Linked DNA regions of Homo sapiens: region 2 is linked to region 1. A link is an interaction called in ENCODE POLR2A ChIA-PET data of the cell type or tissue named here. Cell type or tissue: PC-9. All regions are shown on one strand. Links, peaks and the distances in the headings refer to the core of each region. The heading gives the core; the rest is flanking DNA.

The links. Peaks named below come from ENCODE experiments on the same cell type or tissue, not always from the same donor. Only the 100,000 strongest peaks of a DNase experiment are listed, where the experiment ranks them.
Region 2: POLR2A ChIA-PET joins it to region 1 with 20 read pairs; 4 of 35 experiments call an interaction of 5 or more read pairs at or near these places.

What each region holds. Positions count from the first base shown.
Region 1 is chr5:62,372,440-62,389,105 of GRCh38, forward strand. It overlaps KIF2A (kinesin family member 2A), which reads left to right. Exons shown (of 21, transcript NM_001098511.3): 17 at 1-112; 18 at 1,248-1,398; 19 at 5,222-5,323; 20 at 8,679-8,814; 21 at 13,045-16,666. The coding sequence ends at 13,130. It overlaps DIMT1 (DIM1 rRNA methyltransferase and ribosome maturation factor), which reads right to left. Exons shown (of 12, transcript NM_014473.4): 12 at 14,815-16,613. The coding sequence ends at 16,571. Among named protein-coding and RNA genes, the nearest start is that of DIMT1, 23 kb to the right of the region's middle. In PC-9, for the core only: no CTCF peak of the experiment used is centred there; DNase peaks (open chromatin) are centred at 12,852 and 13,592; H3K27ac peaks cover 1,909 bases.
Region 2 is chr5:62,312,458-62,329,123 of GRCh38, forward strand. All of the region lies in intron 1 of KIF2A (kinesin family member 2A), which reads left to right. Among named protein-coding and RNA genes, the nearest start is that of KIF2A, 15 kb to the left of the region's middle. RefSeq lists an enhancer at 1,905-2,406. In PC-9, for the core only: no CTCF peak of the experiment used is centred there; no DNase peak of the experiment used is centred there.

The DNA.
Region 1 (16,666 bases), core at 8,667-16,666:
TAAAGGAGTTTGGAATTAGTCCATCAGACATTCCCTTCTCACAGGGTAGTGGCAGTCGCCCTGATCTCTCTCCTTCTTATGAATATGACGACTTTTCTCCTTCAGTTACCAGGTCTACTTCATTCTATACATAAGATGTTTATTTGTATACTTTCTTTTGAATTGTGCTTTGTATAAACATTTCATTTGCTATTTTTGTCCTGAGCCATTTTAGTTTTCATTGTCATTTCATTTGGCAGGTGGTGGTTGTACTGCATGATCTGCATTCTTACATCTTTTATTAATTTGTTTGCTTTAAAATGTTGATTTAGAATTCAGGCTTCCTATTTCCCCCTCATATTTTTAAGGATGATGTCACTTTTGCATACTTACCATTAAAATTACCATACTTACCATCGAATTGTTAAAAGATAAATTATCTTGCTTAAAATGAAGAGATTGCCTTTATGCTGTATGATCTTATAAGTTTCCTTGTCTGCAAGGAGCCTCTTGACATAGAAAGTTTACCCTCTTTTGGCCGGGCGTGGTGGCTCACACCTGTAATCCCAGCACTTTGGGAGGCGGAGGCTGGTGGATCACCTGAGGTTGAGAATTCCAGACCAACCTGGCCAAGTGGTGAAAAAAAAAAAAAATTTTTTTTAAAGTAAGGAAAGTTTACCCTTTCCCAAATGTGTAAGTTTAAATATAATGAGTAAACACTTTTCAAATGATAAAACTTAAAATCTTATAATCTTTATACATTATAAATAAAATTATTTTACATGTAGCTATTTTAATTGAGCATGATAACTACCAGAAATCTGCAGGGTTTTTTTGTTTTGTTTCAGCAGTGATCCATTTATTGGTCTAATTGTTATTGTTTACATTTTTCTGTTCATATAATTTAATTGCAATAACATCAACTTTGATGAGCCAGTAGTAAATAAAATGGAAAATTTAAAAAATTTTTTAAATCATAACAAGTTTTTTTCTTTGAATACTGAATCTACATACTGTTCTCATTTAATTTACACAATAATTATATTTGATATAATATAATATGAATTATATAAAGTTACCTAAGCAGATTTCCTAAAACTAAACAACCACTTAAGTGTTTCTACAGATTTCAGATAAATTTTACCTATAAAGGTGACATCATCAATCTTAGTATGTTAACTGAATTGCGTGTATATTGAATAGGCTGGTATTTTCTCGTTCCTCTGCATGAGTGTTTTTAACTTTAGATACCTCTTATGTATTTATAGGGTCAAAGAATTGACTGTAGATCCAACTGCTGCTGGTGATGTTCGTCCAATAATGCACCATCCACCAAACCAGATTGATGACTTAGAGACACAGTGGGGTGTGGGGAGTTCCCCTCAGAGAGATGATCTAAAACTTCTTTGTGAACAAAATGTGAGTGTACTATGGTTGTAAATGTTATAATCTTAGTTCATTTCATCAGTAGCAGAACTTAACTGAAAACTATCATTTAAATGAGGTGTCAGGCTGTGGGTGTGGTGGCTCAAGCTTGTAATCTCACCAATTTGGGAGGCTGAGTGAGAGGACTGCTTGAGGCCAGGAGTTCAAGACCAGCCTGGACAATTTAATGAGACCCTTTCTCTACAAAAAATTTAAAAATCATCCAGATGTGGTGGTATACACCTGTAAGTCTAGCTACTAGGCAGGCTGAGGTGGGAGGATTGCTTGAGCACAGGAATTCTGGGCTGTAGTGGACTGTCATAGCATCACTGCACTCTAGCCTAGGTGACAGAGCGAGACCTTGTCTCTTAAAATAAATGAGTAAATAAGTCAGGGGTCAGCAAACTACAGCCTGTGGGCCAGCCATCTATTTTTACAAATAAAGTTTTATTGGAACATATCCATGTTTATTCTCTTAAGTGTTGTCTGGCTGCTTTCTTACCTACCATAACAGCAGTAACAGAGACTGTTTGGCTCATAAACCCAAAACATGTATTATCTGGCCCTTTAAGGAAGTTTCCAACTCCCAATCTAAACCATTCATTTTTTTCCCTTAGATTTTTGTCTGATATTAAAATTTGGGAAAAATTTAAAGTAATATAGGGAAAAACAACTTCCAACTCCCAATCTAAACCATTCATTTTTTTCCCTCAGATTTTTGTCTGCTATTAAAATTTGGGAAAAATTTAAAGTAATATAGGGGAAAACAACTTTAAAAATTACACATATAATAAATATTATAAAGCTTAAAAACAAGCCAGGCGCGGTGTCTCACGCCTGTAATCCGAGGCCGAGGTGGGCGGATCACTTAAGGTCAGGAGTTCAAGACCAGCCTGGCCAACATGGTAAAACCTGTGTCTACTAACTACAAAAATTAGCTGAGCATGGTGGCACACGCCTGTAGTCCCAGCTACTCAGGAGGCTGAGGGATGAAAATCGCTTGAAACTGGGAGGTGGAGGTTGCAGTGAGCTGAGATCCCACCACTGCACTCCAGTCTGGGCATCAGAGTGAGACTCCATCTCAAAAAAAATTTTTTAAAGCTTAGAAACAAAAGAACTGTGGACATATGCATCTATATTGAAAGGATGTATGCACTATATTAAAATCAAACAGCAAAATACTAACATTTGTTAAATCTGATTGCTTTTCTGTATGATTAAAATTTTTAATGATACTTTATAATTTAAATTTTTGATTTCCCAATTATAAAAATAAATACATGCCCATTGTATAAGGATAGAAAGAGATAAAGAAATAAAAAGGTATATATAATACACTTTCACATAATTGCTTTTAATGTATTGAGAGGGTTCTTTTCTGTGTGTGAGATGTAAAGGTGTGTTTTTAAAATGCATATTCTGCATAGTTTGGTGTCATTCTATTCCCACTAAGTCTTATCATGGCATTTTCTCATCATGTTAAGTTAGCATTGATTAGTTGCTTACTACATGACATACATTGCTAAGCATTTTATTTATTATCTGATCTCATTATCACAACTCATTGTAGTGGGTACTATAATTATCCCTACTTTATAACTGATATTCTGAGGTTTAAATAATTTGACCAAGATTTTACAAGTAGTAAGTACTGAAGCCAGGATTGAAATTTAGATCTTATTCCAGCGCCAAACCTTGTATCAATTAAACTCATTGCTTCCTGCAATACAGTATTCTTTGTAAACAATGTTAGTTAGTTCTAATACTTTGTAGCAGATACTTAGCCCAAAATATTCTAGAGTAACAGATACACTTACTACTTTTTGTTACCATGTTCCAAATCACTGTTACTAAAGCAGGGCTTAAAGCAGTGGTCCTTAACTAGGAGCAGTTTGGCCCCCAAAGCAAAATGTATGGATATTTTGCTTGTCACAACTAAGGTGATGCTGCTAGCATATAGTGGGTAGAGCCAGGAATGCTGCTGAACATCATACAGTGCACAGGAGTGTCCCCCTCACCTTATCCCCATACAATGTCAGTAGTTCCAAGACTGGAAAAACCTGGTTCAAACTAAGAGTTCTAAACTTTGAACCATAAAAACTAAAAATGAGATTCTGGCCTCAGTCCATCACTTATGTCCAGAATTTTTAAGAGAGACTGTAGTTGCTTTTAGACTCTTTAAAGTAAACCCTGCATTGCATCTAGATATGTTACCTCCCAAAGATGTGGAAAACCAGAGCAAGATAAGTACTCCCTATACATATCTTTCCATTTTATTATTGCATCTATTGGGCCTCTGTAGAGCCTTAATTTGGAGAGGTTAGATGACCAGAACTAATCCAGGGGAGTATGACATCATGAGTTTTTACAGCCTCCATGTTTGAGAGAGTGTGCATTTCTGTCACCTTTGCCACACCCAGGGAATTATCTTGCCATGACTCAGCATTAGCCTTTAGTTAAGTATTGGTGCGTGTGTACATATTATTATTGCTATATTGTCTTAACAAAGTAGATTAAAATGGAACAGCATCTAAGACACGCTCTAGAGATCGGAGAAGTTTTTTTTGTTTGTTTGTTTGTTTGTTTGTTTTTTTGAGGTGGAATCTTGCTCTGTCACCCAGGCTGGAGTGCAATGGCACGATCTCAGCTTACTGCAACCTCCGCCTCCCGGGTTAAAGTGATTCTCCTGCCTCAGCCTCCCGAGTAGCTGGGATTACAGGCGCACACCACCATGCCCAGCTAATTTTTTATATTTTTAGTAGAGACGGGGTTTCACCATGATGGCCAAGCTGGTTTCGAACTCCTGACCTCAAGTGATCCGCCCGCCTCAGCCTCCCAGAGGGCTAGGATTACAGGAGTGAGCCACCACACCCAGCCGAAGTTTTTTTTTGTTTTTTGTTTTGTTTTGTTTTGTTTTTTAATCATCATCTGAACATGGCCTGGAATCAGAGAAGCTCTGACTTGCTATAGGACGAAAATATGAATATATTGTATATAGTTGTCCCTCAGTTATACATGGAGGATTGGTTCCAGGACTGCCTGAATATACCCAAATTGCGCATACACAAGTCCCACAGCTGGCCCCGTGGAACTTGCAAATATGAAAAGTTGGGCCTCTGAATATGAAGGTTTCACATCTCTCAAATACTGTATTTTCAGTCTGCATTGGTTGAAAACCAGATATAAGTGGACAAGCACTGTTCAAACATGTATTGTTCTAGAGTCAACTATATGTTTTTTGTTGTTGATGAAGTAAAATTGTGAATTGTCCATTGAAATTTCTATAAAAACTGGTATAAATATATTCTGTAGTATATTTAAGAAATTAGTTAAGAGTTAAGTCCTTTACAACACTAATTTGATAGTCATGAAAGACATTTTCTTTACATCATCTAAAGATACTATCTTCATATCTTTTTTAACAAAAGAAACTTAAACATGTAAATTAAATTGTTAGTGAAAAGTAGACAATACTGAGGAAATATTTCATACATTTACAGCCTGCAATAACTGTATTTTTGAAAAGTTGGGCTGTTCCAAAAGAGAGTACTCTTTCAGCATAGTTCGGCAATAAAGCTTAGGCTAAGTGAAAAATATTCCCTACTCATCTAAGTTTTAGTTGTCTTATTGAGAGTTGCATAAATATTTTTACCCAAAGAAAGAAATCGTGGCTTTGCCTTTTATATATATTTTACTAGCCTTTACCATTCAAGCCTCTTCAATTTCTAAATGATATTTTTCTAAATTAAAAAAAACTACTTTTATAACATTTAAAATACACACTATATCATAATTTCTTAACTATTTTTATTTTAAGGAAGAAGAAGTCTCTCCACAGTTGTTTACTTTCCACGAAGCTGTTTCACAAATGGTAGAAATGGAAGAACAAGTTGTAGAAGATCACAGGGCAGTGTTCCAGGTAAAGTAAGACAGGACTTTCCTTCAAAATATTTCTTGAGATAAATTAAGAATTTGTCATAATTCCTTAAATATCACACTATTCCTTAAAAAATACTTGTTTGTATATATGTATATGTGTATTTGTAGGGCATGTGACATGGCAAATTTTTAATACAATGAACGATGGCTACAAATAACATTTCTTTGCACCATGGTGAAACGTTCTACTTTATTTACCTCCCGTCCCCCTTATTGGTTTTTGTCATTTGTCCATTTTTAGGGAAGAGTGTCACTTCTGCCCACCAGTACTTCCTTCTAAATGTTAGGCCAATGTATTTGATAGCAGTTAAGAAAAACTCTTTTAAAGGGTTTTGGAGCAGTTGAGGAAGTATCAGTTGTTGCAGAAAAGAGAGACTACTTACTTCAGGAGATGGAGAGTTACTGCTCTGAGCTGTCAGTGGCAAGTTAAGGGAAGGGTGTTATATCACCACCTGTAGCAGTAACTCCTTAGGCATTCATTCCATTATGCATTCAACCTGTTAAAAGTATTTACTATATGATACTCTACTCCCCTTTTTTTAAACAAGAAAATGTCCTATCATGGTGATATTTGAGGGAGTGAAGATATCATTTGGACATCTTTATGAAGACTGTACAATTGACTGGCAGCCGCCCCCACCCTCCTGTAATACTATGAACACTTCTTGAGAAAAAAACAATAACTGCCTCCCTTGTTGACTTGTATTCCTTCTTTGATGTTGAAGGAATCTTTGTCATTAAACAAAGGAACTTCAGCTCTAGGCCATTCAAGAACCTGGATAAAGGGCTCAAAAATGACAGAGAACACTTTATGTCAGATTAGGATACACGTTCATTAAAACTATTAGAGTTTGGCCAGGCGCAGTGGCTCATGCCTGTAATACCAGCACTGTGGGAGGCCCAGGAGGGTGGATCACTTGAGCCCAGGAATTCAAGACTAGCCTGGGCAACATGGTGAAACCCTGTCTCTACAAAAAATACAAAAATTAGCTGGGTGAGGTATAGCATGCCTGTAGTCCCAGCTACTCGGGAGGCTGAGGTAGGATTCCTTGAGCCTGGGAGGTGGAAGTTGCAGTGAGCTGAGATCACACCACTGCACTCCAGCCTGGGCAACAGAGTGAGAAAAAAACAAAAACTCTAGAGTTTTAGTCAAACTGTTATTATGAGACTCTCTTTAGAAGCCAAGGTGTTTAAGTAGAGAACGGATGCTAATAATTTAAGAAAATTACACACCTGTAATCCCAGCACTTTGGGAGGCCAGGGTGGATGGATTGCTTGAGCCCTGGAGTTAGAGACCAGCCTAGGCAACATGGCAAAACCCCATCTCTATTTAAAAACAAAAAGAAAAGTGTCATATGTGCCCTTTTGGAACAAGGTATCCTATAAAGACCATCATTTCCCACTCTGCCATTTTTTAGATAAAATCTTACAGCTGTTTATTGGTAAAATTAGGTGTTCTGACTTTCAACCCAGTATTCTTTTTACAATTCTCTATATCATTCCTCTGTATTATGATCTGCCATTTCACAAAATAAGGTTTTGTTAAACCAAAATTAAGTGTACAGCTAAAGGAAAAGGAAAGAAAAATTGGAGTGTATGACCAGGCGTGGTGGCTCACACCTGTAATCCCAGCACTTTGGGAGGCCGAGACGGGTGGATCACCTGAGTTTGCGAGTTCGATACCAGCCTGACCAATATGGAGAAACCCTGTCTCTACTAAAAATACAGAATTAGCTGGGCATGGTGGCGCATGCCTGTAATCCCAGCTACTTGGGAGGCTGAGGCAGGAGAATTGCTTGAACCCAGCAGGCGGAGGTTGCAGTGAGCCAAGATTGTGCCATTGCACACCAGCCTGAGCAACAAGAGTGAAACTCAGGAAAAAAAAAAAAAAGGAAAATTGGAGTATTTTTGCATTTTCTAATTAATATGTTTCCTAATCAAGACACATACCTATGTTAACCAGTTCTGTCTGGTGCTATATAGTCTAATTATAATTAGTCATTAAAGTCAATTGATGTTCGGAAAATTGAGATTGTATGCATCCTAAAAGCAAATCCACGTATAAGAGCTTTTATGTCCAAATAGCTCTTTAATTCAGAAAGATCTGGTCTTGTTTTGTTTTTTGTTTTGAGACAGTCTCGCTCTGTCGCCCAGGCTGGAGTGCAATGGCGCGATCTCGGCTCACTATAACCCCTGCCTCCTGGGTTCAAGCTATTTTCCTGCCTCAGCCTCCCAAGTAACTGGGATTGCAGGCGTGTGCCATCACGCCTGGCTAATTTTTTGTATTTTTAGAAGAGACAGGGTTTCACCATGTTGGCCCGGCTGATCTTGAACTCCTGACCTCAAAGTGATCCACTTGCCTCAGCCTTCTGAAGTGCTGGGATTCCAGGCGTGAGCCACCATGCCCAGCTGGAATTTATTATTACCTCTTGGCCCAACCACTGTGAGTCCCTAATTGGATATGTTAGTTTGTCAGGTTCTAGGCTACCATAGCCCCCATCAAAGTGCTCAGTAGCTTTATTATGCACATTCTTCCCGTTTTAGGGATGGATATTGAGGTTTTGAGACTTACTCTCCTCTTTAATATTGATGTATTTGATGCATTCCCTCCCCAAAATTCCCATCCAAAGTAGAGTAAAGATAGAGAAATGAAATGATGTTGCTCAGCCCATCTTTCATGTGTTTGTGTTAGATTTTGAGGACATACAGTTGACCCTTGAAAACTGCAGGGGGTTAAGGATGCTGACCCCCAGCACAGTTGGAAATATATATAACTTTTGAGCCCCCCTAAAACTTGACTATTGACCAGAAGCCTTACCAATAACATAAAAGTCTATGAGTACATATTTTGTATGTTATATATGTGATATAAGGTATTCTTACCACAAAGTAAGCTAGAGAAAAGAAAATGGTATTAAGAAAATCGTAAGAAAGGAGAATTATATTTACTATTAAGTAGAAGTGCATCATCATAAAGGTCTTCATCCTCATCATCTTCACATTGAGTAGGCTGAGGAGGAAGAGGCAGGCTGGACCTGGTGTCTCAGGGCTGGCAGAAGTGGAGGAGGTGGAAGGGATGGCAGGAGAGGCAGGCATACTCAGCGTAACTTACATTGAAAAAAATCCACATAAGTGGACCCAAACAGTTTAAACCCATGTTGTTCCAGAGTCAACTGTATTTCTTAATTATACTGTCTGTGAATAAAGATGTTTTATGTCTATTGACATTTTAGAGAATACTATCTTAAGTATGTTTGATTATATTTAACAGAATTGTAATTTGGTTTCTGTTGCACAAAGATGCTTATTGGATTATCGAATTTTTGTCCTTGTAGGAATCTATTCGGTGGTTAGAAGATGAAAAGGCCCTCTTAGAGATGACTGAAGAAGTAGATTATGATGTCGATTCATATGCTACACAACTTGAAGCTATTCTTGAGCAAAAAATAGACATTTTAACTGAACTGCGGGGTAATTCTTTTTCCATTTTAATGTTTGAAATCTGATTGGTATTGGTATGTATATTGGTGAGAGGGCTTCTTCGTATTGCAAGAGGACATACGAAGTGAAAATTAGGGGCACTGTTTAGCATCTATTTTCCAGAGGTATAAAGACAACTAACCATTGTGGTTTTTCTAAAAGTCATGGCATAGCATTTCAAGTTTTCTCTCATATTTTAAGAAGACAGTCATCTTAAAGAGAGAAAATGTATTTTTAACAAATTTATAAATTTTATGTACCTATTCAGATCTTTAGTTTGGTAGGCTGATGCTTATGAGAATTATCTTCTTTCTGTGCCTTTTTTCGGGTCTCATTCTGTTGCCCAGGCTGGAGCACAGGGGCGTGATCATGGCTTACTGCATCCTCAACCTCCTGTGCTCAAGCAGTCCTCCCACCTCAGTCTCCTGAGTAGCTGGGACTACAGGCGCAAGCCACCACACCCAGCTAATTTTTAATTTTTTGTAGAGATGGGGTCTTGCTATGTTGCTCAGGCTGTCTCAAACTCCTGGGCTCAAGCAGTCCTCCTGCCTTGACCTCCCAAAATGGCGGGATTACAGGCATGAGCCACCACACTTGGCCTCTGCCACTTTTTTTTAAATGAAGGAGGTGTCAAGATGACTATCCTCTGTACCTTACTCATGAAGGGAAGCATGTGCCTTACCTACTAAGTCGTGTCTTTTTGGTTTTTTAGTTAGCTTATCTGTGTAGCTTCAGCTATGTATTTCTTTATGTGTTAATTTCTTAGGCATTTGCACACTGTTGGCTTTGTTTAGGTGTGAGTGACCATCTGGATGTGTGTGTACACGCAATCCAACATAAACCAGAATGAAATTCCTAATTTGGGGCAGTAAATAAGCTGCTTAATTTTTTTAAGGAGGCCCTCTGTGATGTTGATTAGTTGTTTTGAAGGGTTATTTTTCTTTTAAATTTATTCATTTATTTAAATTGACATCCCAGCCTGGGCAACATAGAGATCCCATCTCTAAAAAATAATTTAAAAATTTAAAAATTAGCCAGGTATGGTGGTGCCTGCCTGTAGTCCCAGCTATTGGGAGGCTGAAGTGGGAGGATCACTTGATCCCAGGAGTTTGAGGCTGCAGTGAGCTAGGATCACGCCACTGCACTCTGGTTTGGGCAACACAGTGAGATCCTGTCTCAAAAAATTAAAGAGTTGACAGATTAAAATGTATGTAATAGGTACAACATGATGTTTTGAAGTATATACACGTTGAGTATCCCTTATGTGAAAAGCTTTGAACAAGAAGTGTTTTGGATTTCAGATTTTTTCAGATTTTTGAATATTTGCATTATACCAAAAGTTTGGGATTTTTGGAACACTTCAGGTTTCAGGTTTTTTTTTTTTTTTTGTCATGGAGTTTTGCTCTTATTGTCCAGGCTGGGTTACAATGGCACGATCTCAGCTCAATGCAACCTCTACCTCCCAGGTTCAAGCAATTTTCCTGCCTCAGCCTCCCGAGTAGTTGGGATTACAGGCACGCGCCACAATGCACAGCTAACTTCTGTATCTAGACGGGGTTTCACCATGTTGGCCAGGCTGGTCTTGAACTCCTCACCTCAGGTGATCCACCTGCCTCGGCCTCCCAAAGTGCTGGGATTACAGATGTGAGGCACCGAGCCTGGCTTTGCTTTTTTTTTTTTTTTTGAGATAGTGTCTTGCTTTATCGCCCAGGCTGGAGTGCAGTGGCAATCTCAGCTCACTGCGACCTCCGCCTCCCAGGTTCAAGCAATTCTTCTGCCTCAGGCTTCTGAGTAGCTGGGATTACAGGCGTGTGCCACTGTACCCGGCTACTTTTTGTATTTTTAGTAGAGACCGGGTTTCACCATATTGGCCAGGCTGGTATCGAACTCCTGACCTCACGTGATGCACCCACCTCAACCTCTCAAAGTGCTGAGATTACAGGCATGAGCCACCATGCCTGGCCAGATTTTTTTTTTTTTTTTTTTTTTTTTTTTTTTGAGATGGAGTCTCACTCTGTCACGCAGGCTGGAGTGCAGTGGAGCGATCTTGGCTCAGTGAAAGCTCCGCCTCCCAGGTTCATGCCATTCTCCTGCCTCAGCCTCTTGAGTAGCTGGGACTACAGGCGCCCGCCACCACGCCTGGCTAATTTTTTTGTATTTTTAGTAGAGACGGGGTTTCATTGTGTTAGTCAGGATGGTCTCGATCTCCTGACCTTGTGATCCGCCCATCTCGGCCTCCGAAAGTGCTGGGATTACAGGCATGAGCCACCACGCCCGGCCTGCACAGCCAGATTTTTGGATGAGATGTTCAACACATATATGTTGCTGACTGGTTATGAAGTTGGTTATTTGAAATCATATTTTGTAAAGTCAGCAGTGACTGTTGAACTAAAATTTTCATTTGTTTCTCATATTGTTCATATTCAACCCTTTATTTAAATTGTTTTGATCATTTTTCTAATCTGCAATAATTCACAATCAGCTTCTGTATCCATTTTATTCAGAAGACAGATCCTAATGCACTCTGGTATTTTTTCTTTGTAGCATTCAACTTAATTGACTTCCTTTCCTTTTCTCAAATTTCATGTGTATCAAGCATATCCATAACTTTTAAGAAATTACTATCTAGATATATTGCATTATTCAGTCCTTAGAATTTTTTTAACCACCCAGAGATAAATTTGGGATTTATAAGAAAAATTTGGGCCAGACACCTGTAATCCCAGCACTTTGGGAGGCTGAGGCAGGTAGATCACCCGAGGTCAGGAGTTCAAGGCCAGCCTGGTCAACATTGTGAAATCCTGTCTCTACTAAAAATACAAAAATTAGCCAGGCATGGTGGCACATGCCTGTAGTCCCAGCTACTCAGGAGGCTGAGACAGGAGAATCACTTGAACCCGGGGCAGGGGGCGGAGGGCGGAGGTTGCAGTGAGCCGAGATCACGCCACTGCACTCCAACCTGGGTGACAGAGTGAGACTCCATCTCAAAAAAAACAGAACAGTAACAGTTTGAGAGCACCAAATCTAGAAGTTCTTAAATTCATTTCAAAATTTCAAAAAAGTTAACTTTTTAAACATCACTGTACTTTCAAAAAGGGGAGGAAAATTGAGATTCCAACTTTATTCTGAAGTCTACAGAGTAGGGTTTCGTAACCTTGACACTGTTAACATTTGGGGCTAGGCCTTTCTTTGTTGAGGAGTGTTATCCTGTGCCTTGTACAATATTTACCAGCATCGTTGGTCTCTGTCCACTACATGACAGTAGCACCACACCAGTTGGGATAACCAAAAATGTCTCTAGACATTACCAAATGCCCGCTGGGGGCCAAAAATCATATCCAGTTGAGAGCCACTGTTATTGAAAGATAGCTTATCTTCACAGCTGCATGTAATTTGTCTGACAATTTACTAACCTATTTCTAGTTTTTACATGACTCTAGAGCAGTACATGACCAGAAAATGCGTAAAATCAAGAAATATATCATTTAGTCATCCCCCCTTCACAATCCCCCTTCCTCACAGTGAGGACAAAATGTAAATTTCTAAAAATTCAAATATATTTTACATGTTCATAGCTTTAAAAAGGTAAAATAGGGGGTGCTGAGCACGGTGGCTCATGCCTATAATCCCAGCACTTTGGGAGGCCAAGGCGGGCAGATCACCTGAGGTTGGGAGTTCGAGACCAGCATGGCCAACATGGTAAAACCCCGTATCTACTAAAAATACAAAAATTAGCTGAGCGGGTGGTGCACGCCTGTAATCCCAGCTACTCGGGAAGCTGAGGTGGGAGAATTGCTTGAACCCATGAGGTGGAGGTTGCAGTGAGCCTAGATCGCACCATTGCACTCAAGCTTGGGTGACAGAGTGAGGACTCCATCTCAAAAAAAAAAAGGTAGACTATGTATTTTACAATGTGAAACCTGCCTATACTCTAGGAGGAATTCCAATAAATTAAAACAGAGAACTGTAAATGTGCCAAACAGAACAGAAAGCTATTGAAAGATACAGAAAAACAGGTATTTCTGGAAATCTGTAACAAAAAACTTTCGCAATAGTTGAGCATTCTATTTAGTTCCGAGTTTCTAGACAACAAAGAACAAAAGGAAAAATACTGAGTTACTGTTAGGAAATAACACAGCTGACTTGATTGAACCCATAAAGTTGTAAACTCTTACTGCGTGTAATACAATACTTATTCCCTCTTTCTTTTCTTTTTCCAAGATAAAGTGAAATCTTTCCGTGCAGCTCTACAAGAGGAGGAACAAGCCAGCAAGCAAATCAACCCGAAGAGACCCCGTGCCCTTTAAACCGGCATTTGCTGCTAAAGGATACCCAGAACCCTCACTACTGTAACATACAACGGTTCAGCTGTAAGGGCCATTTGAAAGTTTGGAATTTTAAGTGTCTGTGGAAAATGTTTTGTCCTTCACCTGAATTACATTTCAATTTTGTGAAACACTCTTTTGTCTACAAAATGCTTCTAGTCCAGGAGGCACAACCAAGAACTGGGATTAATGAAGCATTTTGTTTCATTTACACAAATAGTGATTTACTTTTGGAGATCCTTGTCAGTTTTATTTTCTATTTGATGAAGTAAGACTGTGGACTCAATCCAGAGCCAGATAGTAGGGGGAAGCCACAGCATTTCCTTTTAACTCAGTTCAATTTTTGTAGTGAGACTGAGCAGTTTTAAATCCTTTGCGTGCATGCATACCTCATCAGTGATTGTACATACCTTGCCCACTCCTAGAGACAGCTGTGCTCACCTTTTCCTGCTTTGTGCCTTGATTAAGGCTACTGACCCTAAATTTCTGAAGCACAGCCAAGAAAAATTACATTCCTTGTCATTGTAAATTACCTTTGTGTGTACATTTTTACTGTATTTGAGACATTTTTTGTGTGTGACTAGTTAATTTTGCAGGATGTGCCATATCATTGAACGGAACTAAAGTCTGTGACAGTGGATATAGCTGCTGGACCATTCCATCTTATATGTAAAGAAATCTGGAATTATTATTTTAAAACCATATAACATGTGATTATAATTTTTCTTAGCATTTTCTTTGTAAAGAACTACAATATAAACTAGTTGGTGTATAATAAAAAGTAATGAAATTCTGAGAAGAGTTTTATCTTAGGAAAATACATATATATGCAGTGTGTGTGCCAGTGTGGTATTAACAAGACTAATAGTGCAGTTTGATCCTTACCAATATCATTACTTAATTTGAAGTGTTCATTAGCACCCCAAAATATACCTTTTCTATGTACTGTTAAAAGAAATTGGCTTCTGATGCATGAACATTTACATGTACATTGAAAGTAGTCCATAATAGAAGTTAGTTTAAGCCAAGTGTAGACAGTACATTACTCCCTTGAAAAAGAATTAAGTTGAAAGAGTTGACTTTGCCTTAAAAGGCAGATCTAACCCAAGCTCCATCCAGTACCAAATGTGAAACTTCATTGTTGTTTGGTGAGAATCGCCAAATTCTCACTAATACATTGGTATGGTGTAGGGCATGCTACTTTTTAAACAGCAGCACTTATTTTTACAGATTGCTACTCCAAGGAAGAAAACTGGCCACTTTTCATGTAAATATTTTGTTCAAAGATTTGTATATCTCTCTAGGAGTTTTCCCTCAGTTCCCAGGATGGGGTCCAGGAGTAGATTAACAGCTAAAAATCTCCCAAGGATATCTTGTTTTGATTTATTTACTCCAGGGAACTATCAGCTCCTTCACAGGAGCCAAAGGGGAGCTATGAATAGAGGGTCACATGAGCCAGATTCTTTACTGTTCATAAAACCCAGAGAGTAGTTGTGAAAGATCCTAATACAATTGTGAAAAGCTCTGTAAACATGAAATCTAAAACAAATGTAGATTTTCACAATATGCTTATTAATAAATGAAGTCTATGGAATAAGTTTTAGAGATAATTTACTTCAGTCACCTTTGTTTTGGAAAGGACTCAGGTTTTCTTGCAGCTGTAAGATATATTCTATTTGTGTTTATTTCAAAGGGAAGAGGAAGGATGGAGAACTGTTACAATTGACCTTGCAAAGGATATTTAAAAAAAAGGTAGTTTTTGAGATTAACCAACTTTCAAAGGGCAATAAAGACATGTGAATTTGCTCATTTTAAAGCACAACAGATGATTAGCTTCAAATTTATTATTTGCATTGGATGGGTACTGTCTTTGGAAAGTCTCCTTATAGACAAATATGCTGCCTTACACTATGATGGCTTCATTCTGATCAGGTATTTTAAAAATTAGTACCAGAAAAGATACTGGAGGTAATATAATACAGTCCTTCAGCTTTACAGATAGTGAAAACTGAAGGCCAGAAAAGGAACTAAAACTCAGCAGTTCATAGGGGTAGAGGGAAATAACCTGAGAAAGCCGAGTTAAATCTTAAAATTTTTACTATAAGGATAGAGATGATACAAGTGAACTCTGCAAAATAGTTTTGTGAAATTAAACAAAAAAATCTACTCTTAATGTATATTATTTCATATTTGTTTAACAAAAGCAGCTTGATGCCTTTGTTCTGGATTATACATTAAGAACAAGCATTATTTTAATTATGTAGTAACATTTACTATGACTTTGAAGCCAGATTTCAAAATCTGGCTTTGTTAAATTAATTGGAAACACTCTTCTATTAAGTTAGGTATTAAAAAAAGCCAAATATCAATAAAGATATTTTTATTAATTTTTTATAGAAACAAAATAGCTACTATAACTCTATTATAGTATATTAACAGCACTTAGTATTATATTGACTTAAACATAGTAGCTAATAAAACTAGTTTATGACATCTATTGAAATTCTCAGTCTGACAGTTTTAAAATAGCTTAAAACTAAGCACCAGGTATATGAAAAAGGAACTGGAAATTTTAATTGTCCAGAAATCATAGGAATACTGGGAACCTGTAGTTATGGGAAATGGCTGTTTTTCTGAAGTTGAAACCAGTTTCAATTACAAAACCCTCTGAAATTTTGCTAAGCCTATAGTTATCTCCCTAAGAACCATAAAAAAAGATAATTTTATTGTTAATTTCATTCCAGTTTAGCTTCCTCATTTTACATGTTGGGAGTCATGCCCTTTAATATGCCTGGCACTGCACGGTGGCAGTAGCAGACTTGGGCTTACCCAGAACCCTAAGTCTCTGACGCTATAGGATAGCGAAAGAGGTAGGCAATCGTAACAGACACTGTATAGGATAAATAGGGAAGAGAATGAGAGAACCAAAATAAAAATAATTTAAGAAACAATTGTTTTACTGTACATGTGAATAACAAGAAATGGTACGGGGAATGTGAATAACACGAAATGGTATGGGGAATGTGTGACTAGTGAAGCATATTTTAACTTTTTTATTACTGGAGGAACAGAGCTAAAGGCCTAAAGAAGGCCTTACAGTATATAACAGTAAATAGAAGAGTAACATCTTTATACAATAAACTGTTAGAAATGATAAGTGTAAAGTTGTGCGTCTCTGCGGCTCCTGAACTTGAAGATTATTATGAATAGATTGGACCAGCATTATATATTAAAAACTTTGATACTTAGAACTTTCCAACTTTAAAATTCAGAATCATAAATGGTGACAACAGTAGTAGTATTGAACCAAAAATAGTCAAGTAAATAATGTCTCAGTAAAGCAAAAGCATTATCTTCTCAAATACAAAAAATACAAAATTCATTTCTTTTCTTGACCTTGAAAATTTCTGTTTTCCAAATACCTAGGAAAAATGAATACCTTCTGCGTTGAATCCATGTAGCAATCTGAAAAAAGAAATCAAAATGGAATGGTACTGAAAAGCTAATTTGTAGCACAT
Region 2 (16,666 bases), core at 5,789-13,788, 63 kb before region 1:
TAATTCTTGGATTCAGCCATCTGCTTTAATTTTAACACATCTGTTTTGTAACCTAAAATAATTTTAAGGTGTTTGTTTATTTGTTTGTTTGTTTTGAGATTACGATTCTTAAGAATAGATACAAGTTTTAAACCTTGGATAAAACTAATTTTTATTCTTCTGGTTCAGTTGTAGAACAAATACAGGTTAAGTTGTCTTCCAGCTCTTTTAGATAAAGCAATATTAGTGGTTTTATAGTGCTAAGTGAAAAGAGACATTAGAATTTCACCATATTAAACTATCTCCCAAGAGTAATATGAGTGAGGGAAGTGTTCCTTTTAAAAGTCATGCTTCTAGGCTGAGCATGGTAGTTCATGCCTGTAATTCCAGCACTTTGGAGGCCAAAGCAGGAGAATTGCTTGAGCCTATGAGTTTGAGGTTATAGTGCACTATGATATCATTACCCACTACAATAAAACACGAAGTTCAGATGGTCATTCACTAGGGTGTGTGATATTTTGGAGTATAGACCTTAAGTGATTATGACATATCAAAATAATGTGGTCTTATGTTTCTTTTTTTTTTATTGCAGATTTCATTGAATATACTTCTATTAACAGCCTGCTATATATCAGGCATTCTGATAGGTGTTGGAGATACAAAAAATGAATAAAGCAAAAATAGTTCCTGCCCTCACAAACAAGTAAATAAGTGATTCATCTATAGTGTGATTAGTACTGATAGAAATATGCCATTTTGTGTGTACATTATTACTACCTTCCTTTTGAAGATTAGGCTTTTTTGTTAGACTCTTGAAGTTATGGACCTTTTGGATGGAAAATACATGTCATATATGCCATCTCTCCTCCTCTATGACCAATATCCGTGATCCCTCATAGCATTCCTGATGAATTTAGCCTCAGAGTTTTTTTTGAGAGGGAGTCTCGCTCTTGTTGCTCAGGCTGGAGTGCAGTGGCGTGATCTCGGCTCACTGCAACCTCTGCCTCTTGGGTTCAAGCGATTCTCCTGCCTCAGCCTCCTAAGTAGCTGGGATTATAGGCATGCGCCAACATGCCCGGCTAATTTTTTTGTATTTTTAGTAGAGATGGGGTTTCACCATGTTGGCCAGGCTGGTCTTGAACTCCTGAGCTCGTGGTCCACCCACCTCAGCCTCCCAAAATGCTGGGATTACAGGCTTGAGCCACTGCGCCCGGCCAGCCTCAGAGTTCTTAATACAGCATTATCAGCCCTAATAGCCCTAGTCTGCCAATTGAAATTGGCATTGTCATTATTAGCCTATTTCCTATACTCTAGTACCTATTTGAGTTATAAGTTTATAACTTTTAAATTGTTTTGGTATCAAAAGGAATTTTTTTTTAGGGTTTTGCTCTGTCACCCAGGCTGGAGTGCAGTGGCATGATCATAGCTCACTGCAGCCTCCAAGTCCTGGACTCAAGCAATCCTCTCACCTTAACTTCCCAAGTAGCTAGGACTACAGGTATGCACAACCATGCCTAGCTAATTTTTGTATTGTTTGTAGAGATGGGGTCTTGCTATGTTGACTAGGCTGGTCTTGAACTCCTGGCCTCAAGCAATTCTCCCTCTTTGGCCTCCCAAAGTACTGGGATTACAGGTGTGAGCCACCATACCTGGTCAAATTTATTCAATTTAAAGTTTTTGGCAGACCAGCACCTGACAGCAGGTTTCTCTCTAGATATCCTGGGTTTGGGTACTTGTAAATAGAGACTGGCTCGGTGTGGTGTCTCATGCCTGTAATCCCAGCACTTTGGGAGGCCTAGGCAGGAGGATTGCTTGAAGCCAGGAGTTGGATACCAGCCTGGGCAACATGATGAGGCTCTATTTCTACAAAAAATAAAATTAGCCAGGCCTGGTAGCATGTGACTGTAGCCCCAGCTACTCAGGAGGATGAAGTGGGAGGACTGGTTGAGCCCAGGAGTTGGAGGCTGCAGTGAGCTATGATCATGCCACTGCACTCCAGCCTGGGTGACAGAACAAGTCACTGTCTCAAAACAAACAAACAGAGACCAAGGAAGCAGAGCATGGGAAACAGCAGTGGATGCAGCTACTGGTGGTTATGTGTAATTTGGATATAAACTCCTTACACATTATGGCCCGGGAACTGTAAGAATCAGGTTCCTCCCTGGGCTATGTTTTATTTACTTTTGAAGACTTTTTCTCCAGGTTTTTGTAGGTTTTGGCATTAATTTTGACCACATTTTACCTAAAGGAAGGACAAGATCAGCAGGGAACAAACTTGTGGTAAAATTTGCTGAGTGTCTATACTGTGCTGAGAATGAACTGTTTTTTTTTTTTTTTTTTTTTTAAGATGGAGTCTCACTCTGTCACCCAGGCTGTAGTGCAGTGGCACGATCTTGGCTCGCTGCAACCTCCGCCTCCTGGGTTCAAGTGATTCTCCTGCCTCAGCCTCCCCAGTAGCTGAGATTATAGGCACGTGCCACCATCCCCAGCTAATTTTTGTATTTTTAGTAGAGACAGGGTTTCACCATGTTGGCCAGGCTGGTCTTAAACTCCTGACCTCAAGTGATCCACCTGCCTCAGCCTCCCAAAGTGTTGGGATTATAGGTGTGAGCCACTACACCCGGCCTTATGCCCGCATTTTGACCGCAACCCATCACAGGGTCGTGTGTGGAATTTTCCACTATGGTGTCATGTTGGTGCTCAAAAAGTTTCAGATTTTGGAGCATTTTGGATTAAAGAATGCTCAGCCTGTGGTGGTTTATAACTCTGGCTGCTCAATAGATCACCTGTGGGGCTGTGGAAAAAAACAGACCAAAAAAAAAAAAAAAAAAAAAAGCAACCCACCACAGCCAATATCTGGTTCCTTTGCCTAGAGATTCTGTCTGGTATGTAGTCTAGGTATCAGTATTTTACTTTAAGGCACCTAACATACTGATGAAGCTTAACTTGTCACACATTAGTGATTCCAGGGTATAGCCAGGGTTGTGATCCATTATTTTAGTAAAAGTAGTATCTCCTAACAGAGTATCTGACAAGACTTCTTGGAGAGTGAAGTTTAAATGGTGAGAGGAAGATGACCAGTCGGTTGCCCTGAGGGCAAGGAGGCATTCTAGCCATGTAGGCAGCATGGAAGAAGTCCCTGACTGGAAACAAAGCTGTCAGGTGAAGGGCATTTAAAACAGGCAGAGGGAGGATGATGAAGAAGATAAGGGAGGAGGGGTAATCTGGGGCACCTTATTAAAGACCTGGAAACAGAGGTAAGGTAAGGATCTTGGAATTAATTTCTAGGACACTTGGAAACTACTATAGGACTTAATCTCCTAAGAGCAGTAATAGGAGTTAGTGATTAGTGATAGATTAGAGGGAGCATAGTACTGAAAATGAGAGGTAGCATGGATAAGATTGCATCAGTCTAGGAGGGTGAGCAATGATTAAGGAACAGATGATATGCAGAACACACAGCAAGAAGAATTGATGTTATATTGCAATATATCCCTTGTGCTGAATAAAGGGCAGATGAGTTGAAAGGAAAGGACTTAACATTTGCAAAGTCTGAGTATAGCTTTTAAATCTCTTCAGTTTTATTTAATCAGGCTAACGCTGTTCAAGAATACAGTGTAGAGGACTGTAGAGCCTATCAAGGTAATATCAAAGAGAGCATCCAACTCAGGCTGCATATAGTTTTTGCCACTAATATCCTAAAAGTAATTGAGTTTAAGGTATAAATCACTTCCATTACATGTTTACCTGCAATGGGAATTTGCTTAAGCTATAACTAAGTACTTTGCCTTCTTAGTACTGAGCTGTAGTGTGTTAGCCAGGACCCTCTCAGAATTCTTGGAACGGAATGAGAAGGAAAAGCAGTACACAAAGAATATGACGTCATCTCTTTAAGGGATGAGGTGTTTTATTTCTTGAAATGCAGCTGCTCTTTTTTACTTTTTCTTTGCTCTTACTTTTGGCCTATTTTTTCTGTCCTGGCATTTGCCTTCTCTTTTTCACCCTTAGGATTCTAAGTGCCATTTCAGTATTCAGAATCTCTTAACTACAGTTTGCAATTTAGGACTTAAAAAGAGGTAAGCAAGGGATAAATAGGCACAGCACAGAGGCAGTGAAATTATTCTGTATGATACTATAAAGGTGGATACATGTCATGATACATATGCCAAATTCATAGAAGGTACAATACCAAGAGTCAACCCTAATGTAAACTAGGGACTTTGGGTGATAATGGTGTGTCAAGATAGGTTCATCAATTGTAACAAGTGTACCTGGTGCAGGGCATTGATAGCGCGGAGGGTGTGTGGGGTTAAGAATTGTACGGGAAATCTCTGTACCTTCCACTCAATTTTGCTGTGAACCTAAAAAAGGTTGGGGAGGAGAGGATGCAAACTTTAGGTGTTAAAAGTTAAAACCACTCTTGAAATAATGGACCAATTAATGACAAAAAAATTATAATTTATGAATGAGGATTAGTCATATAGGTGTACAATTAAGGTAAAATTTTGCCATTCATTTTTGTCATGCATAGTCTATTGGCCAATGTTAGAAGAAAAATTTTTCAATGAGCTATAGTATAGTAAAAAGGATTCACATATGTATGGCAACTTTAGCCCTTTTTTTTTTTTTTGAATCAAAGTTTCACTCTTGTTGCCCAGCTGGAGTGCAGTGGTGCAATATCGGCTCACTGCAACCTCTGCCTCCCGAGTTCAAGCAATTCTCTTGCCTCAGCCTCCCAAGTAGCTGGGATTACAGGCATGCGCCACCGTGCCCAGCTAATTTTGTATTTTTAGTAGAGATGGGGTTTCTCCGTGTTGGTCAGGCTGGTTTCGAACTCCTGGCCTCAGGTCATCCGCCTGTCTTGGCCTCCCAAAGTGCTGGGATTACAGGCGTGAGCCACAGTGCCCAGCCACCTATAAGATTTTTAAGAAATGAGAACAAATTAGGGGCCCTAATTAGTGAGGTACATCTTAGAATTTAACCACAGAAAGCTCTTTGATGAAATACTGCTGTTGGTCAAAACTTGCCTATATTGTTATAATGAGGAAGTTGACTTGTCCAAGGTCATACATAAAATAAGTAGCAAATCTGAGATTAGAACATAGTTTGTCTGCCCCCAAAATCCTCTACATACTAATTCATTGTAGACTGTAATTCATTTTTGTGCCCTATTAATGTTCCGGGCATTGGAAGTCACATAATTAATTTCATAATGCTTTTCTTTTCCTTTCTAGGGTATACTTTTTATTAATCAGGTGTTTTTATTAATCCAACTAATATTTGCTGTATGGCCATCATGTGTCCCTTCATCTGATTTCTTTGAAGAATTAGTTGAAGGACTTTTCTCTAGAAGAAGTTAGTTTGCCAGCTACAACAAAATAATAAGTAGCTATTGCACTCAGTACAAATGCTCTGTGGCTCTGTAATTTGACAAAGACATTCTAGTTTTCTCCAGTCTCTTTTGCTATTGCCTATGTTTAAACTCTCTTGCTCACAAGACTTTAGACAATTTAAACAGGAACAAATGCTATCGTAAGGATGTCTCATATTAGATGAGCAACAATATTGTCAGGAAAATAGTAACAATTATAGCAACTTGCTAAAGTGCTGACATAATAGATTGATTTGGGGGCCTGTCCAAATTTAGTGGACTTTTTTTTTTTTGGAGACAGAGTCTTGGTCTGTCACCAGGCTGGAGTGCAGTGGCGCAATCTCAGCTCACTGCAACCTCCAACTCCCTGGTTCAAGCGATTCCCCTGCCTCAGCCTCCTCAGTAGCTGGGATTACAGGCATGTGCCACCACGCCCAGCTAATTTTTGTATTTTTAGTAGAGATGGGGTTTCACTATGTTGAGCAGGATGGTCTCGATCTGCTGACCTCGTGATCCGCCTGCCTTAGCCTCCCAAAGTGCTGGGATTACAGGCGTGAGCCACTGCGCCCGGCCATAAATTTATTTTTATAAGCCCATTGTTTGAAATTATTTTGGGATTATATATGGGTTGTGTGTTTATTTTTTAAATTATAGCTGATACTGAGAGTTGCCTATAACTTCGCTCTAAGTATATGGTAAGTGCTTTCTTTATATGCTCTTTGGTTGCAGTTTTATTAAGAGTAATAACATTGCTTTTAAGTGTACATGCTGTTTTGGGTTTCCATTAAGAACAATTTCTTAATTAAAAATAAGTAGAGCTTCTTTTCCTTCTATTACTCAGATTTTTTCCTTTTTAATCTTTACAGGTGCTTCTTTCCCCATTCTCTTTAAGTATTGATGTTCTTCAGGGCTTGATCCTACCCCTGCAGTACTTCTCACATAGTATTCTCTTTCTGGGTAAACTAAATGCTTCTCTTTAGCCCACATTGGCTACAGACATGTACTGTTCGTATATGTCATGGATTACTGCATATCTCCATTTGGATATCTCATAAACACTCAAATTCAGCATGTCCAAAATTGAACCCATCACCCCTTCCTCAAGTTTACTTCAGTATTTCTCATTCACTCTATTGCTCCAGTCAGAAACTTGGTTGTCTTCCTTGACTCCTTATTCTTTCTTGACCTTATAGCCTTATTACCATGGTCTCTTAATTTAATGACTCAAGTAACTCTTCCTGCACTTTTTCTGTACCTACCGCTATAACTTTTGGTCATGCTAGCATTATGTCTTGCCTGTGCTGTTGCAACAAATTCCTAATAGGCCTCTCTACCTAGGAGAGTAATTTGGTTAACAACAACAACAACAACAACAACAACAAAAAACCCAAAACAATAATTTGGTTAATTACTGTTTCAGAGTAACCTTTCAGGCATGTAGGTTTGACCCTCTGATCACAGGCTTAAAACTTTGAAAGTGTTCTCTACTTCTGTTGCCCTTTTTATGAAGCCCAAGTCTAACATGGCTTATGGTGGACCCTGAACAAACTAACCTGCCTCTTCAGTCTTATTCTTGCTGCTTATTTGAGGCACACTATACTCCAGACAAGCTGAACTTTCTTGGAACACTCCACTTCTAACTAACCTAGCTAACTGCTGTATCTCCTTTTGATTCCTAGCCTAAGATGGGTCCCCTGCTTTATGAGTGGCGAGTCCCCTTTGTTTGCTCTGTCAAAAAACTCATTGTATTGTATTATATGTTTGTGTCTGGTCAGACTCAAGTTCCTTTATATTCCCCACTGCCTAGCACAGGCACTCTGCACACTTTATAAATTATCTGTTTGCTGAATCAGTGACTAAATGAACTTCCAGCTTCTCTTTCACTGCTCTGTCTATTCAAGTTTTGACATTCTAAAAAATTGACTTGTGTTGTTCATCCTCCAGGCATCAAGAATATGACATGACAAGGTGTGTGTCACTGTTTTTAATGTATACTTGTAATTTTCTCTTTAAGTTTAATTGCCTGTTTTGAATAGCAATATAGTCCCATGACTAATGAAGTTCCAAAATGATATATATGTATGTATGTATGTATGTATATATCTATTAGTCTCCATCCTACCCCTACCCCACAGCTAGCTACCCAGTTCTTCTCCAAGAGACAAAAATATTACTAGCTTCTTATATTTGTAGAGCATTACCTCTTTTTCATTTTTCAGGAAAATCTCTGCTTATATATCTCTATCTACATGTAGTATAAATATGTGTAAATATATACCTTTTTCCTACAGATGTTATATTGTATATACTGGAGTGTAATTTACTTAATAATAATGATATCTTGGAGAACTTTTGAGTAGATAAATAATAGTCTCATTCTTTCTTGTACTGCATTTCATTAGTGAGTAAATATACCACAATTTATTTAACCAGTCTTTTACTGATGACATTTACATTTGTGCCTAATCTGTAGCTGCTGCATAGCCAATACTGTAGTATTTAATAGCCTTCAACTCTTGACATTTTATACATACATGAATATATCTGTAGGGGAAAAAATCCTAGAAGTAGAAGCACTGGGTCAGATAATTGTGTATGTGTAATTTTGATAGATCTTGCTGATTTGTCTTCCATAGATATGAATTTACCTTACTATCTGCAAAAATGCCTGTTTCCTCATACTCTTATCCACACAGTGTACATTACACTTTTGAAATTTGCTAGCTTGGATTGTGAAGTTCAGGCTGTGACTATAGCATTTTTTTTTTTTAAGTGGCCCTGTAAGGGATGACATGCTTAATTTATGAAGTGTTTATGAGGTCCAAACATATAATAGAAAACACCTAAGTTCTGGTGTTTATCTGTCATAGCCAATATAGAAAAATAAAGAGTATATCCTATATTATGTCTGATTATGAGAAGAAAGTAATTTTTTAGTGAAAATTTTTTGAGAAATAAATATTATAGTTTTAACCTAATAAACCTAAAGAGCCCTTTAAAGTGCACAATTCAGTGATTTTTTTTTGGTATATTCATGAAGTTGTACAATTATTACCACTGTCCAATTTCAGAACATTTTTATGACAAACTGTAAAAGAAACCCATACCCATTAGCAGTCACTCTGCATTCCCCTCTCATTCCGGCCTTTAGTATCTGCCATTAATCAACTTTTTATCTTTGTAGATTTGTCTGTTTTGGACATTGAGTATAAACGAAACTGTACAATACATAGCCTTTAGTGTATAGCATCTGTCACTTAGCATAATCCATACTCAAGTTTATCAGTATAGTAACATATTTCAGTACTTTTTTTATGGTTGAATAATATTCCATTTCATTTCATTTATCCATCCATTAATCGATAGACATTTGGGTTTCCCATTTTTTGGCCATTATGAATACCATTCATATACAAGTTTTTGTGTGGACATAAAAGAACTGAAAATTGTTTTCAGTTTTTGTGGGTTATACCTAGAAGTGGAATTGCTGGATTATATGGTAACTATACTTACTTTTTGAGGAACTGCTGTATTATTTTCAAAAGTGGCTATATTATTTTGCATTCCCACTAGTAATATTTGAGGGTTCCAATTTTCTACATCCTGGCCCAAACTTGTTATTTTCCATCTTTTTTATTATAGCCGTCCTGGTGGGTATGAAGTGGCATTTTATTGTGATTTTGATTTGCATTTCCCTAATGACTAATGATGTTGAACGTCTTTCCATGTGTTCATTTACCATTTGTTTTGTTTGTTTGTTTGTTTGTTTTTAAAGGATAGAGTCTTATTCTGTCTCCCAGACTGGAGTGCAATGGTGTGATGTCAGTTCACTGCAACCTCTGCCTCCTGGGCTCAACTGATCCTCCCCGCTCAGCCTCCCAAGTAGCTGGGACTACAGATGCACACCACATCCGGTCGATTTTTATATTTTTTGTAGAGACATGTTTCGCCACGTTTCCTAGGCTGGTCTCATACTTGTGGGCTCAAGTGATCCGCCCACCTTGGCCTCCCAAAATTCTGGGATTACAGACTTGAGCCACCATGCCCAGCCATTTGTATGTCTTTTTTGGAGAAAGATCTGTTCAAATCCTTTGTTCACTTTATAATTTGGTATGTTTTCTCTTTTTTTTTGAGACAGCGTCTCACTCTGTCACCCAGGCTGGAATGCAGTGGCATGATCATAACTCATTGCAGCCTTACCTCCCAGGCCCAAGTGCTTCTCCCATTTCAGCTTCCTGAGTAGCTAGGACCACAGGCACAAGCCACCTTGCCTGGCTAATTTTTTTTAGAGGGGATTGGGGTAGGGGAGAGACAAGGTCTCACTATGTTACCCAGGCTGGTCAGACTCCTGGGCTCAAGTGATCCTCCCGTCTCAGCCTCTCAGAAGTGCTGGGATGACAGGTATGATCCACCGTGCCCAGTCAATATTTATTTTTTTATTGTTGAGGTATAAAACTTCTGGATACTACTGCCATATCTGATACATGCTTTATAGATATTTTTTCTCATTCTGAGGGTTGTCTTTTCCCTTTATTGATAGTATCCTTTGAAGCACAAAAATTTTTAATTTTGATTAAGTCCAGTTATCTATTTTTTCTTTTGTTGCTTTTGCTTTTGTTATATCTAAGAAACCATTGTCTAATCCAAGATGAGACCTACCTTTATGTCCTACTACTTATGTAGGCCTTTCCATGGACTATATTACCTAAAATGTTTATGTTCTTCCTTGATCTTAACACTAGTTCTTGACCTTTTAACATAGAAAACAAATTAAGCATTTGACAGCAAATATGCTGCAAGTCTTTGGTAAAGGATGAATAAGGCCTTGAAATACCTTGCAACTCTAGTCTCAAAGTCATCTCTTTGTTACCAGAGTTGAAGGGTGGGAAACGGTTGCCTTTTATCTGTGTACCTACACACATATATGCATATATGGTATAATGTATCAATATTTACAGAGACCATAGTAAACACAGCACAAAACCAGGCATTAAGAGATGCATGGGAAATAGCATTTAAATGGTAAATATGGTAAAGATTGTTTTATGGTTTTTGGGTTTTTTTTTTTAATGATCATATTTTTAATGTTACTTTAAAATAGATTAGTGGAATGTGATTCAATTTAGTAAAAAAAAAAAAAAATCAGCTTTATTAAAACATCTGAGAAAGCCGGGCGCAGTGACTCATGCCTGTAATCCCAGCACTTTGGGAGGCCGAGGTGGACAGATCACATGAGGTCGGGAGTTCAAGACCAGCCTGACCAACATGGAGAAACCTCATCTCTGCTAAAAATTCAAAATTAGCCAGGCATGGTGGCGCATGCCTGTAATCCCAGCTACTCAGCAGGCTGAGGCAGGATAATCGCTTGAACCCGTGAGGTGGAGGTTGCCGTGAGCCAAGATCACGCCATTGCACTCCAGCCTGGGCAACGAGCGAAACTCCATCTCAAAAAAAAAAAAAATCTGAGAAAGATGGAAAAATAAATGTATTAGAAAAGGTTTTTAAAAAGGAGAATGTTAATCGAGACCACGTTGAAACCCTGTCTCTACTAAAAAAATACAAAAAATTAGCCGGGCGCGGCGGCGGGCGCCTGTAGTCCTAGCTACTTGGGAGGCTGAGGCAGGAGAATGGCGTGAACCCAGGAGGTGGAGCTTGCAATGAGCTGAGATCACACCACTGCACTCCAGCCTGGGCGACAGAGCGAGACTCTGTCTCAAAGAAAAAAAAAAAAAAGAAGAATGTTAAAAACACATAAAATTATAGCTTTATACATTCTGAAGTAAATATTGATGAGTTGATAGGATAGCTAGAATTTGTTTCAAAATAATCCAGTTGTGATAGAAGTGGCAGTGGGATTGGCCATATATTGAAAATTAGTGAAGCTGAATGTAGGGGGTTATCATCTATTGTGTAAGTTTGCAATTTTTCATAACACTTTAAATTTTTTTTGCTGGGTACAGTGGCTCATGCCTGTAATCCCATCACTTTGGGAGATCGAGGTGGGTGGATCGCCTGAGCCCAGAAGTTTGAGATCAGCCTGGGCAACATGGCAAAACCTCGTCTCTACTCTGCAAAAATTAGCCGAGCATGGTGGTATGTACCTGTGGTCCCAGCCACTCTGGTGGCTGAGGTGGGAGGATCCCTTGAGCCCCAGAGGTTGAGGCTGCAGTGAGCTGTGTTCATGCAACTGCGCTCCAGCCTGGGTAACAGAGGGAAACCCTGTCTCAAAAAAAATAAAATAAATAAATAAATAATTTTTAATGAAAATTCTTTTTCAAAATGCCTCTGCACAGAATCTCATTTACAGTAGCCACCTAAAGAATAAAATACCTAGGAATACAGCTAACCAAGGAAGCGAAAGAGCTCTACAGTGAGAATTACAAAACATTGCTGAAATAAATCTGAGATGATACAAACAGAAAAACATTCCATGATCATGGATAAGAAGAATCAGTGTTGTTAAAATGGCCGTACTGCCCAAAGCAATTTACAGATTCAATGCTATTTCTATCAAACTACCAATGATATTCTTCACAGAATTAGGAAAATCTATTCTAAAATTCATATGAACCAAAAAAGAACCTAATAGCCGAAACAATCCTAAGCAAAAATAACAAAACCAGAGGTATTATACTACCCCCATTTCAAGCTGTACTGCAAAGCTGCAGTAACCAAAACAGCGCGGTACCGATATAAAAACAGACACATAGACCAGTGGAACAAGATTGAGAACCCAGAAATAAAGCCACACACCTACAACCATCTGATCTTCAGCAAAGTCGATAATAGCAAGCAACGGGGAAAGGACTCCTTATTCAGTAAATGGTGCTGGGGAAACTGGGTAGCCACATGTAGAAGATTGAAACTGGACCCCTTCCTTTCACCATAAACAAAAATTAACTCAAAATGGATTAAAGACTTAAATGTAAGACCTCAAACTATAAAACCACTGGAAGAAAACCTAGCAAGTACCATTCTGGGCATTGGCCTTATCAAAGAATGTATGACCAAGTCCCCAAAACAATTACAACAAAAAGAAAAAAAATGACAAATAGGAGCTAATTAAAGAGCTTCTGCACAGCAAAAGAAACAGAGTAAACAGACAACCTACAGAATGGGAGAAAATATTCACAAACTATGCATATGACAAAGGTCTCATTTCCAGAATCTATAAGAAACAATTCAAGCAAAAAGCAAACAGTCCCATTAAAAAATGGGCAAAGGGACACACTTGCTTTCTTAAGTCGCCTGCTTGTTCCTCTTCCAAGTTGTACTTTCTTTTCTTTCCTTTCCTTACTGTTGTAAAGCTTTTCTTTTCTTTTCTTTTCTTTTTTTGAGACAGAGTCTCGCTCTGTCACCCAGGCTCGAGTGCAGTGGCGTGATCTCGGCTCACTGAAACCTCCACCTCCTGGGTCAAGTGGTTCTCCTGCCTCAGCCTCCTGAGTAGCTGGGATCATAGGTGCCCGCCACTATGCCCGGCTAATTTTTGTATTTATAGTAGAGATGGGGTTTCGCCATGTTGGCCAGGCTGGTCTCGAACTCCTGACCTCAGGTGATCCACCTGCCTCGGCCTCCAAAAGTGCTGGGATTACAGGCATGAGCCACCATGCCCAACTGTAAAGCTTTTCAATAAACTTTCATTCCTGCTCTGAAAGAAAAAAAAAATGGGTAAAGGACATGAACAGATACTTCTCAAAAGAAGACATACATGTGGCCAACAGGTATATGAAAAAATGCTCAACATCACTAATCATTTGAGAAATGTAAGTCAAAACTGCAACAAGACACCATCTCACACCAGTCACGATGGCTATTATTAAAAAGTCAAAAAAATAACAGATGTTGGCCAGGTTGCAGAGAAAAGGGAACACTCACACACTGTTGGTGGAAATGTAAATTAGTTCAGCCACTGTGGAAAGCAGTGTGGAGATTTCTCAAATAACTTAAAGCTATTCAACCCAACAATCCCACTACCGGGTATGTACACAATGGAAAATAAATTATTCTACAGAAAATAGACCTGTACTCATATGTTCATTGCAGTACAGTTTATAATAGCAAAGACATGTAATCAACCTGGATGTCCATCAGTGGTGAACTGGTTAAGCTGGAGCTAAACATTGGGTAAATACCGGACACAAAGATGGCAACAATAGACCCTGGGATTACTAGAGGAAGGAGGGTGGGAAGGTTGAAAAACTAGCTGTTGGGTACTCTGCTCACTACCTGGGTGATGGGATCATTTGTATACCAAACCTCGGTGACATGCAATTTACTCATGTAACAAACCTGCATATGAACCCCAAACCTTAAATAAAAGTTAAAAAAAAATGCCTCTGCAGACCAAATATTTCTCTTGGTTTCTGATCTACTTTTTAGGTACTATCCCATGTATTTCCTGCCAGTATCTTAAACTTACCAAAAACAGAATCCATTGCCTTTATCCCCATATTTCTGTATTTGTATTCTGTCTGTTGGTTAGTGGAGACACCATATATCTGGTTTCTCAAATAGAAATCTTATTGATAATGCCAGCTTCCCTCATTCCTTGAGGATGTTTGCTCCTGGCCCACCCACACTCTCAGCAAAATGACCTTGCTTGTCATTTCACCACCAAGAAATATAAACAACCAGTAAAGAACTACAAGTCAGCCACATCTACCCAACTACCAGCATCTGTGCCTATATGACTGCCTTCCTTCCTTTGCTGTGGACACATTTTTTCTGTTCCTGTTTTGTGCCTCTTTCCTCCACTTGTACTCTGGATCTTGTCTCCTTTCACCTGCCCAGTCACAACTTCAGTGGTCTCTCTGTGCTGCATCAACAGTTATTTTCTTTACTGAGTCATTTCCATCAATATGGAAATGCTGTTATTTCTCCCATCCGAAAAAAAAAAAATCCTCTTAGGCTAGGTGTGGTGGCTCACACCTATAATCCCAGCACTTTGGGAGGCTGAGGCAGGCAGATCGCTTGAGCCCAGGAGTTTGAGACCAGCCTGGGCAACATGGTGAAACTCCCTCTTTACAAAAAATACCAAAGGTTAGCAGGGCATGGTAGCACATGCCTGTGGTCCTACCTACTGAGGAGGCTGAGGTAGGAAGATTGCTTGAGCCGGGGAGGCGGAGATTGCAGTGAGCCGAGATCCAGCCACTGCCTCAAAGAAAAAACAAAAACCTCTTGACTACTCTCTTTGAGGCATTGCTCCTGTTTTACTTGATCTGTTAGCAGCATTTGACACAATTAATTCACTCCCTTTTGTTTGAAATACCTTCACTTAGCTTCTGTGACTACTCTTCTGATTTTTCTTCTTTTTCTCTGGTAAATTCTTGATCTCCTTTGCTGGTATCTCATTTCCCTGACCTCTATACAGAATTTTAAAGATCGGGACTTCTACCCTCATTCTCTTAGTGGTCAAATCCACTTTGATTGTCTTAAAAAATACTGTCTGTATTGGTGTTTTGCAAACTTTTTTTCATTATTGCTCTGCCTGAAAAGCCTTTTGACTACTTTATTGCCTAATCACCCCATCGCAGTGAAATTTCTCTGCATCTGTTTATGGGTTGTAGCCCTTCGGAGGGCCACAAACCATTGTAATATCTAAGATCTGCCCTTCCAAAGAGCCAGTTTTTATCACCTTGGGGATATCACCTCTGCTGAGAATGCATGATTTAAATTGACAATCCCCAAGCTTTTTTCTTCAGCTTTGACCAACTTCAGTCTATTAGAGAGCCTACTTCATATCTCCACTGGACAGATATCTTAAACTTCATACGTACAAAACCAAACTCATAATCTGACTTTAGCCTTTCTTGCCACATGGAGCTTCAGTGATCTCATTCTTCTTTATGTACCTTTTGTTCTGGCAGCACTGAATTTGAAATATACATTTTACCCTAGTGGTAAAAGGGCTTAGAAGAGTGATCATTTATTTTCCTAACCGAAATTGGCCAGGCTTTGAAAGTAGAAATTTCCACGACTCAGGGCCACTATCATCATAATCTTCCTGTACGTAGAGTGGAGCAGGAGTTGGGATGACAGAGTCCTGGGGGGAATAATAACATTGCACTAACTGTTGAAAAACATTCCACAAGATCCCTGTCTCGTTAGGATGTATGCATAAGAGAAGATGCTATGTACATGTAGCTGTGAAAAGTTCACAGAATAGCACTGCTGTATTGGTATGGAATTCCCTTTTGGGTAAATAAGCCAGGGAACAATTAGATAGCATCGTTCAGTGTATTCAGGAGAATACCTGGGAAAGACAGTTCTTCAGAATTTTGAACTATTGGCAACATGTTGCTTTAACAACACCACTGTAAAAGTCTTTGGTATTCTAAATAGGAAATCTTGTATTCTTTAACACGTAAGTAAAGATACATTTGGTATATATTCTGTTATCCAAAGGAATGTAGATACGAAGAATAGCCTTTTAATTAAGGCTAATAGGTTTTGAGATTTATTTAGTTAACTTATTTAGTAAACTTCATGAAGTGTTATTTCTAGTACTGTGTGGTTTTTTTTTTTTTTACATTGTTACTATTTCAGCTAGAATTGTAATCATATTACATCGTGATTTTAGAATTTTGGTTTTTATGTTCTCTTTACAAGTGGTTTTGGACGGTGTTTTAACCTTCCTTTTCCCCAGCCCCAAATATGCTGAACAACATCAGGAAACTACAGTGATTTAATACTCTTTTTTTTGAAATGGAGTTTTGCTCTCGTTGCCCAGGCTGGAGTGCAGTGGTGCGATCTCGGCTCAGTGCAACCACTGCCTCCGGGGTTCAAGTGATTCTCCTGCCTCAGCCTCCCAGGTAGCTGGGATTACAGGCATGTGCCACCATGCCTGTCTAATTTTGTGTTTTTAGTAGAGACGGGGTTTCTCCATTTTGGGTCAGGGTGGTCTCAAACTCCCAACCTCAGGTGATCCGCCCGCCTCAGCCTCCCAAGGTGCTGTGATTACAGGCGTGAGCCACCGTGCCCGGCCTGATTTAATACTTTTTAATGGTATCATAGCTACTTTATGACATTTTTCTTATTACTGTTACGCAAATTCTGAATGAAACTTTTCTAAAAAGCTGCACAACGGGCCCTTCTAAATAATAATGCTACCTTAATTGTTAGTGTGCAGCTCAACAGATCCGAAGTTTCCCCATCACCCTATAGAAACTGAGCACTATTTTTTACATCCCTTTTCAAAACAATAGATGAGGTAAGAATTTGAAAATTCATAGTTTGTTTTCAATATGAATAAAATTTGTCCCGTTTTTAAGTTGTATTTTCGTAATGAAAATCTTAGCTATATCATTTTCTTTTTTC